Linked DNA regions of Homo sapiens: region 1 is linked to region 2. Evidence: read pairs that join two places in POLR2A ChIA-PET (ENCODE). Cell type or tissue: MCF 10A. All regions are shown on one strand. Region 1 overlaps SAMD4A (sterile alpha motif domain containing 4A). Region 2 overlaps SAMD4A (sterile alpha motif domain containing 4A).

What was found. Peaks named below come from ENCODE experiments on the same cell type or tissue, not always from the same donor. Only the 100,000 strongest peaks of a DNase experiment are listed, where the experiment ranks them.
Region 1: POLR2A ChIA-PET joins it to region 2 with 6 read pairs; 7 of 35 experiments call an interaction of 5 or more read pairs at or near these places.

What each region holds. Positions count from the first base shown.
Region 1 is chr14:54,621,955-54,626,954 of GRCh38, forward strand. All of the region lies in intron 2 of SAMD4A (sterile alpha motif domain containing 4A), which reads left to right. It overlaps LOC112268133 (a long non-coding RNA gene), which reads left to right. Exons shown (of 2, transcript XR_002957606.2): 2 at 1-5,000. Among named protein-coding and RNA genes, the nearest start is that of SAMD4A, 57 kb to the left of the region's middle. RefSeq lists an enhancer at 664-723. In MCF 10A, no CTCF peak of the experiment used is centred here; no DNase peak of the experiment used is centred here.
Region 2 is chr14:54,674,717-54,679,716 of GRCh38, forward strand. The region is part of intron 2 of SAMD4A (sterile alpha motif domain containing 4A); the gene reads left to right. Among named protein-coding and RNA genes, the nearest start is that of SAMD4A-AS1, 11 kb to the right of the region's middle. In MCF 10A, no CTCF peak of the experiment used is centred here; a DNase peak (open chromatin) is centred at 2,775.

The DNA of each region.
Region 1 (5,000 bases), 53 kb before region 2:
TTACTCATATTATATGAAATTTAGGACTAGAATAATAAACATTTTTCTCTAGAGCAAATGAAGTATTTTGCTGATTTTTCATGTATAAAAATGTCCTACCTACACACAGTCTTGATGATTTTCACTCAAGAAATGAATTTTCTTGAATGGGAATATTTTGTGGTAGGGACACCAGGATAAGTCTTGTTAATGGGGAGAAAAGCATTTTTCTTTATATTAATGTTATATTTTGTATAAATTAGAAATTAATCATTTAGAGTTTGTTACATCAACTTTGATGTTTTACTGGAAAGCAGTGGTTATAAATGTCTGTCTTCCATTTGTGTTCTTAATACGTGGTCATTCTTAGAGAAAACTCTTCTCAGATAACCAGGCAACGAATGGAGGGACTGTTCAGGGCCTATCTAGGGAAGCAGGATGTAGGATTATGATGGGCCTCAGAGGCAGGCGTGTGATGTTATCTTCAAATGAGCTTATACATAAAGTTGTGCTTTGTGTTAAAGGCACTGACTTGATAAATGTGAACATTTAAAATATGTCACATTTGGGTAATTCTGCTTTGGCACTGAAGAACTTTGAAAAAATAGAAATAGCCCAGGCCTCCGTAGAAAGAGCTTTGTTGATTTGTTCCTGAGTGTGAAGAGCAGTGATTTGGGCTGAGAGAGGACTCCTGCCCCTGGATAAGCATCTGGGCCTGTGGGTCACAACTGTGGCTCCCCTAGGAATCCTCCTGGAGCTTTGACATCACTAATTTCTGGTTTCAGCCCTCATGGTTCTGATTTGACTGGTCTGTCGTGCAGCGTAGGCGTGGGGAGTTTTGCTCCTCAAAGGGTGTCTGTGCATCAGCAGCACTGGTGGCATCACCTGGGAGGTGTTAGATACACAGATTCTCAGGCCCCACCCTAGCCCTGCTGAATCAGAACCTGCATTTCAACAAGAACCCCAGGTATACATGTTAAAGTCTGAGAAGCACTTTTTACAGCCATCTTAGGCCGATCGGTCTGAATGTCACCTGAAAATGAAAGTGTTCTAGGATTGGTTGTTTTCCGTCACCTCCACTAGACTGTCAGCCCTGTGAGGGCAGGACCTGTTTGGTTTAACACTCTTCTCCCAGCTCCCATGAGTGCACCAGCCCTGCCGGGGCTTGTGTGGGTTCTGCCAGTGTATCCCCCAGGGACTCTCCTTGCCCTGTTCCCACATCAGGCCAGCCCTCTTTCTTCTGAGACCCTGATGGCCTTGCTGCTTTGTGGTCCCATGAGGCATCTCTGCTGGTCTGCCCATCTATACCTGGTATTGCTCCTATGTTTTTGCTCTCAGAGGGCCATCTTATTGCTCCCACTTCCAGCTTCTCAATAGGGCCTCAGTGTAATCTTCATGAACTTTCCAAATTGTTTTTAGTCTCACAAAGCCCACTTCCATTCATTAAAGACCCTGAGCAGGTTGGAGAGCATTTATAGTCACAGCTGAGTCTGTGAATATAACCAACAACTGTGATGACCCCTCTGTTAATAAATAACTTGGACATCAGCAAAAAAAAAAAAAAAAAAAAAAAAAAAAAAGCAGGGGGAGGAAAGGTATAAAAGATTATTCCAAAGTATTAATTGTTGGCCACTGGAAAAATAATGGCTAATTCTGTTGGTAGAAATAAAGAAGCCAAGGTAGGGATCAGTTGGGGAGGGTGGGGACAAGGATATGCCTAATTTGCACTTGCTGAATTCGAGGGAAGGATAGGTATCCATGTAGAAATGTTCTGAACATAGCTGGGGGATAACAACATGGGAGGTCCCAGTTATTACTGCAAAACCTCTTTTAGAGTCTCTTGACCTAGAATGTTATCATTCTTTCCATTCTTCCTGAAACATTAGAAGGAAATGGACTATGGCTGCCCAGGGCCCCTTCTCCTCTAACTTAACCAGGAAGAAAAGAGAAGAATGGTTCTGTTTTCATAAGTTAGTGTGAGGGGACAATCTAACAGACAGTATCTGAGAGGAACTGGTTTGATTTCATCCACTCTTATTTAATTCCTTTTTTTTTTCTTTTTGAGATGGAGTCTCACTCTTGCTCAGGCTGGAGTGCGGTGGCGCGATCTTGGCTCACTGCAAACTCCGCCTCCCGGGTTCTAGCGATTCACTTGTCTCAGCCTCCCGAGTAGCTGGAGCACAGGCGCCTGCCACCGCGCCCGTCTAATTTTTGTATTTTTAGTAGAGACAGGGTTTCACCATGTTGGCCAGGCTGGTCTCGAATTCCTGACCTTGTGATCCACCCACCTTGGCCTCCCAAAGTGCTGGGATTACAGGCGCAAGCCACCGCGCCCGGCCCACTCTTATTTAATTTCTATTATGCCCTCTCCGGTCACGTGATAACTTACATGCCAGTGTGCGATGTGGGAAAGAAAAAGAAGGCATCAGACATCACGGAAGGGCTCTGTATATTTCTCTTTCGGAACCACCTCCATTGACCCTTATTACACAAACCCTGACTGAGCCAAGGAGCCCAAACAGTGCAGATCTAAGAACTTTCGAAGACTACCTGCCCTGACAGCTATTTCAATGCTAGCGGGGAATTTCAGCAACAACCAATTTAACTGAGCACAAATGATGTGCTGACTGAAGTTTGGTAAAAAGCATGTAGTTGAGATTCAAAAGTAAATGCTGTCTCCTCTCTGAGTTGCTTGTGATTGTTAATAGACTGAAAACTGACCAAATTGGCAAGAAAGCAAATAGTTTTACTTATATGGCTATACAATTATCCTCAATTACTAAATTCAGTTGGTGAGCACCATAATTACTTTGTAATATAAAGGGCAACCTGGGGAGAAGAGATTTTTTTTTTTGTTGTTTGGAGGTAAGTGGCCATAAATAACTAAATCAGAAAGGATACAGCACGGATATACAGTTTTTGTTGTTGTTGTTGTTTTTAAGTATCAGAAAAATAAATACAACCTTTCAGGATGCTTTGCAAATGTAGGGATTTTGTCACTAATAGAAGTCTTTGAAATACATATCTGGAATGACAGCAATAGTCAGTCAGTGTGTGCTTCAGGATGAATTTATGACCTGAATTTGGTTTCCCATGCTTTCTTTAACACTGTGCTACTATGGCAAAGTTATCATTTCTTTTTTTTAACACCTAACCATTTTTCTGGTGGATGGCTTCCTATGTCCCCCTCCCCCCAGCTCTTTCCCCACAGCCCATAAAAGGTTTTCAGGAGATTAGGCAATCCCCAAAACTGCCAATGATAGTATTTTGCTAATTCTATAAATATTTCTGTAGACTTCACTCCAGTGAGACATAATTTCAGCAGTTGGAGTAATGGGCTTTCCTGCTGTTGCGTGCATTCAGATCGAAAGCTCTCTGACTTGCTGCGCAATTACTCCTATGTTTCTGCATTTCTGCTTCGTGACATTCTGTCATTAGTCTTCCCTGCACCAGGGTGTGAGGTTGTAGGGAATGGAATGTAAACATTGTCATTCTGAGATGAGCTGCCCGAAAGTTCAGCAGTGAAAATAGCAAGAATAAGTTTCCTTCCAGAACCTGGCAAAGCCATTTTGATTTGTTTGTGAACCCAGGTGGGGCTTGTTTATTGACAAACTGTGATTCTTCAGATCACCAGGTGATGTTTACAAAATGTAATGTTAAATCCCTCCATACCTCTTTAAAAATGTGTCCCCATATTTGCAAGTTTCTCAGAGAAAGGGCCACATAGTTAAGCAGCTGCTGGTTTGAAATGTAAAGTACTTAGAAAGTACCTAAGGAAAAGAGCTTTATAATAAATTTTTTAATCAAAATTTTGAACTCACCTTGTGCAGCTTTGCTCACGGGGCATGTTCAGCTCATGACTAATGGTCACTCTTACTTGACTTTGCCTATTTTCTTCCCTACTTCATTTCCCCCATGCATTGTACCTTTAAATTGTCCCGCTCTAATTTGGTATCTCTTGACTTCTGCTTCAAACTTTTAGTTGTTTCCGAAGCATGCTAAGCAAAGTCTGTGTTTAGCTCCTGACCGAGGCTTGGTGTTGACTGTGGGACATACTTACAGAATAGCAGCTCTACTGCTAGGTGTGTGTGTGTGTGTGTGTGTGTGTGTGTGTGTGTGTGTGTGTGCGCGCGCGCGCGCGCGAGTGCGCACATGTGCATGCATGAGGGACAGAAAGAGACATCTTGTTTTTTTTTAGACTCTAGCTTCCAGGAGGTCAGGAAAAATAGTGGCTCTAGTTTAATTAACATCCTGTTTTAGCACCAGTTACAGGGTCATTACCACAGTAAATGTTAGATGTTAGACTTTATCTCTTCTCCATCAGAATTTCACTTTCCACAGGATACTGTATTTCTTTCAGGCTAATCTATATTTTAATGGCTTCTAAATTGTCAATTGAGATGGTAATTAGTTCTAATTTAGTGATAATGCTGTGAACATGGAGTAAGAAGCTAATTGACATGGCATGCTACCAACTAGAATTTTATGAACTAAAACTTCTTATCTCTTGCACAACAGTGAGTGTTCTCATTATAAAGGTGCCATTCAGGAAGGGAGAGTGGCTTTGCCCACAGGTGTTCGGTACCTTGTGGATACGTTGCTGATTGCTAGGTGATGGCCAACTTTGACTTTCCAAGTCGAACGGGTCTCCCTTAAACCTGCTTTTGGAAACTTGTACTAAAAACCCCTCCTATATGCATATTTAGTTAGGACATGTTTGTTTCCAGTTGCGTTTGTTTTTCCTACTAGATATAAGGAATTCCTATGGAGGCTGAGGGATATACAAGCAGGAGAACAGCAATTCTCTGTTCAACACATCTGGATTCTGGTAGAATAGCAATACATTCACTGAAAAGTTCTTAATAGTTTACAGAAGACTTGCACATATGTGACTTCATTTGATCTCATAATTGAAGTCAGGGCAGGCATTATTATACCCATTTTAGAGCTGAAGAAACAGAAGTTCAGGGAAGTTAAATAGTTTGTCCGTGATTATTTGACTGGGTAAGTGGGAGAGCCAA
Region 2 (5,000 bases):
TAAATGATACTCAAATAAGTGGGCTAGGGAAAGATTTTATTTTATTTTTGAGACAGGGTCTCACTCTGTCACCCAGGCTGTAGTGCAGTGGCATGATCACGGCTCACAGCAGCCTCAACCTCCTGGAAATCAAGTGATCCTCCCACCTCAGCCTCTTGAGTACTGGGAATATTAGGCCCGTGCCATGATGCCCAGCGAATTTTGAAATTTATTTTTTGTAGAGATGAGGTCTCACTGTGTTGCCCAGGCTGCTCTCGAGCTCCCAGGTTCAAACGATCGTCCCACCTCAGTCTTCCAAAGTGCTGGGATTACAGGTGTGAGCCACTGTGGTTGGCTCAGTAGGGAGAGATTTTAAAAGAAAGCAGAAGGCCAGGCATGGTGGCTCGCGCCTGTAATCCAAGCACTTTGGGAGGCTGAGGCGGGTGGATCACCTGAGGTCAGGAGTTCGAGACCAGCTTGGCCAACCTGGTGAAACCCCGTCTCTACTAAAAATATAAAAATTAGCCGGGCGTGGTGGCGGGCGCCTGTAATCCCAGTTACTCAGGAGGCTGAGGCAGGAGAATCACTTGAACCTAGGAGGTGGAGGTTGCAGTGAGCCGAGATTGTGCCATTGCACTCTAGCCTGGGCAACAAGAGTGAAACTCCGTCTCCAAAAAAAAAAAAAAAAAAAAGGCAGAGAATCCCCTACCATGGAGAGCAGCTTATTTTATGACCAACAAGTCACAGAACCTTTGAAATTTTTGCTTGAGAGTCAAACTTTAAACTTATTCCTTAGCTATGCTTTAGGTCTGACTAAGCAATAGTGTAAGGACATGAGAAACAATGTTGCAGCAGGGGAGAGCTTCAAAGTCTTTACTTTGTTACTAAATGTGAGATTTAGGAACTGTGTGATTTAATTGAAGTGATTGCTTCTGGTAGAATTCAATAGAGTTGTCATATCAAATTAAGTTTTATCGAGTTTCACCAGATAGGGATATTCACTAGCCTGAATACCAACACAGTATGTGCTCACCACATTTTTGAAAGTGAGGCGAGAGTCACCCTGCAGTACAAATGAGCTTGCCATAATTGGCCTGTTTTAATACTCTGTGGTTATGGGGACATCAGAGCTCCCATGAACAAGTGAGAGGTTTGTTAGGAAGATCTCACGGTAGAGAGTCCTTGCTCGTGAGGTTTGGAAAACTCAGTTCTTCAGTCAGTGTCTTGCACAGGCACAAACCTTAGCCTAAATATAGAAGGCTAAAAAAGAATCCTTCCACGGGAGGGCTCCCTTAAATTAGCTCAGTTAATCTATTCATCTGTGTGTGCTGACTCGTGCCTAAACATTAGAGGCCAAATCCAAAAAAAGAAAAAGCAAGGCCGCGACTCAATACTAAGAAAGATGGAGAACAACTGAGTATGATCCTGTACAAAGGAGCCCCTGAATACCACAGCAGCTCCATGTTCGATCTGAGATGTACTGGCTCCTGACAGTCACCCTAACTACTTCACCTCTCATTTTGGTATTAAAAGTGCCTTTGGCGTATTCAGATATCTCCATTTTTCATGGTTGTACTCAGTTTTCAAATCATCCTATGGTATTGGTTTCAAACAAGATCAGAAGTTCTAAAAAGATGTTAACCATTTTATGCTTTTAGTACTTTCCTTTCTTTTCTTTTTTCTTTTCTTTTCTTTGAGACAGAGTCTTGCTCTATCACCCAGGCTGGAGTGCAGTGGCACAATCTTGCTTGGCTCACTGTAACCTCCGCCTCCCAAGTTCAAGCGATTCTCCTGCCTCAGTCTCCTGAGTAGCTGGGGCTACAGGCACGAGCCACCACACCCAGCTAATTTTTTTTTTTTTATTTCTAGTAAAGACAGGGTTTCACCATGTTGGCAAGGCTGGTCTCAAACTCCTGACCTCAGGTGTTCCACCCGCCTCAGCCTCCCAGAGTGCTGGGATTACAGGCGTGAACCACTGTGCCTATTCTGCTTTTAGTTCTTTCAGTATATTTCCACCTTGCCAGGAAATTGCTAGCCTTCTAATATTGCTGATTTCTTTATTTAGTAGGTGGTCCAGGATGACAATGCTTTAGGCCTTCATCTCATAAACACAGTAAGCAATTCTCAAGAACGTGTAGGGTTAAAGAGATTTGGACTCCAATTTCCAAAACCGAAATGGCAGCAGGGAACATGACAGGATGCAGAAGAGATCCTCGCAGTCTAGAGCCTTGCATTATGCATTTTGCTTCCCACTGAAGCCAGAGATCCATTTTTATAGTCAGGTTTGTTGTTCCTGCTGAAACACGGCACATGCTCTGCCTGAATTCTGGCCATGTGTTTCCGTCGTTTAGTTATCTAACTTGTTATCTCCTGACTTCCCATTTCTCTGTGAAAGTCAGGTGGTGTAAGACACCCAAAGAAGAAAATCAGGAAAGGAGAAGGTGTTTGGAAGTGGTTCAGAGGTAGTGTTCTCTGTGTTAAGGGGGCTGTGGGACTGTCCTTGAAAAGCTATTTTTGATCCTAGCAGTTTTACTACACTTTGTAATGTTTGGGCAACCAAATTGGTCATGGTGTTAGAATCCTTATAATTGGGTGGATCTATGTTATTTTGCTATCTTCAGAGAAATGAATTTTATGAATATTTCTGTTTTAAAAGAACAAAACAGCAGCAAAAACCAATCCCTATTACCCTAACTCCTCCACGCACATAGTATTCTAATGTGGTTTATTCCTGAAACTGACTCATTCAGCTTTCTCCTGGAAGTTGTCAGAATGTACGCCTGGTTAATGGAGAAAATCAGTGCACTGCCCAGGCTGCACAATGCCATGACTCATTCCTGGCATTTCAGAGGCTTTGTAATGGAAATCGTAGTTCCAAGCTACGGTTCTTACCAAGTGGATATGTGAATGTTAATGAAACAAAGCAAAAGTCTCCGAGGATCCTGCATAACTCTCACCATAGATGTGGTGTTTGCTTGATGAAATGAAGATTTTTGTGGGGCAGATTGTTCCTCTCCATAACCCACACATTCTCGAATACCACAATATTGTTTTAATTAGTCTTATAAAACATAGTAAAATATTTGGCTTTGAAGAAAGAGGAACATTCTCTCCTATGTTGGAATTGTTTGGTTAAAAGGGCATTTTTTTCTATTGAATTAGTCTTTTGGGGTTTACACTAGTATCTGAATCCTTTCTAAATAGCTTCTAATGTTCTTCAGCAATTTGCATTCATTCATTCTGTCTGTCTGTCTATCAATCGTAAAGGAAAAGAAATATCTTTCTTTCCCAACACTAGGTTCGTGGCTGAGGCTCCTACAACAAAAGACAGATTTTAACAAGAGAAAAGCATACAAATTAATTCAAATATAAGTTTTGCATGACATGGGAGGCTTCAGAAAAGAAGACCCAAAGAAACAGAGAAATCTGCATATTTTATGCTTAGGTTTGATAAAGAATGCACAGTTGTGCAGAAGTATGATTGGGGGACAAAAGGATGTGATCTAATGGTAATAAACTTAAGGGAGTTTAGCAAGGCCTGTTTGTTCAGATTCTTCTTGGCATCTCTGTGTCGTTAAAAATAAGGATGTTCCTTTCCTCCAGGTACAGGGAGGGTACCTCTAGAATGAAGGTTTTATGACCTGCCTCAGGGGAGAAGGGAGGAGAATTTAAAAGTGACCTTCCTAATTCTGCTGTTTTCTCTAATACCAATGTGTCGTATTTTGGGCAGTCACCATTTGTGTGTGTGTGTGTGTGTGTGTGTGTGTGTGTGTGTGTGTGTGTGTGTGTGTGTGTGTGTGTGTGTGTGTGTGTGTGTGTGTAGGTCAGGTGGGGAGGGGTATGGAATATATGATCTTTTTTTTTTTTTTTTGAGACGGAGTCTCGCTCTTTCGCCCAGGCCGGAGTGCAGCGGCGCGATCACGGCTCACTGCAAGCTCCGCCTCCCGGGTTCACGCCATTCTCCTGCCTCAGCCTCCTGAGTAGCTGGGACTACAGGCGCCCGCCATCGCTTCCGGCTAATTTTTTGCATTTTTAGTAGAGACGGGGTTTCACCGTGTTAGCCAGGATGGTCTCGATCTCCTGACCTCGTGATCCGCCCGCCTCGGCCTCCCAAAGTGCTGGGATTACAGGCGTGAGCCACCGCGCCCGGCCTGATCTTTAGGGAAAGCATGGATAATTGAAACCCTGCATAATCCCAGCCTTTTATGCTACCTTCTTGTGGACTCGATCTTGTCTCCAAACTTCATTCAAATGCCATTCCTCTTTCTCTGTGCTATGTAAGGTTTAAAAATAGTAAATAGCCAAGAGATAGCAGGGAGAAGTGGGGGAAACAAGGAAGACAGACAGTTTGAACACTTATGTTTTATTGACTCGGATTTGGATTTTGTTTATGACAGACTAGTAGGACTTTGGGGAAACTCGCAGATAAGCTGGGTTTTTTTCTATCATTTTTGGAGATTATAGCAGGAGGTCAAATATTTAAAGTTGTTTTGGGTGATTCTAATGTGTCTACAATGCATTGGACCAGGAATATTCTGGAGCTGCTAGAAAGCAGACATTTAGAAGCAAGAGAAGAGCATGAGCAGTATCCCTTATCACTTAGCCACTTGATTCTGATCCTGGCTTCTCTAACAATAGCTCCTTGCTATGTGCTCTTAAAACACAAGTGCTAATATTATGAGAAATGAATTATATGAAAAACAGTCTAGTCTTTTCTAAAAATGCCAAAAATACCAATCTGCAACCAAGAACGTGTAAGCATGTTCTCCCCTTTCCAGATGATGCGGGATGCCAGGCAAAGACCAAGTTTCCATGGCTACCCTGAGGCCTGCATGGAAGTGGAGGCCTTAGTTTATAGGAGTGAAGGTCTTTAAATGAGGGCATCCAAAGTGAATGCCTATCATTATCCCAGTACTAAGTCTTTAGATGCACAAACCATTGTTTTCCATGTCATCCTTTGGAAGTGGCGGGTGATGGAAGACCATTTTGTGTATTTTTAATAGGAGGAAACTGAGGCACAA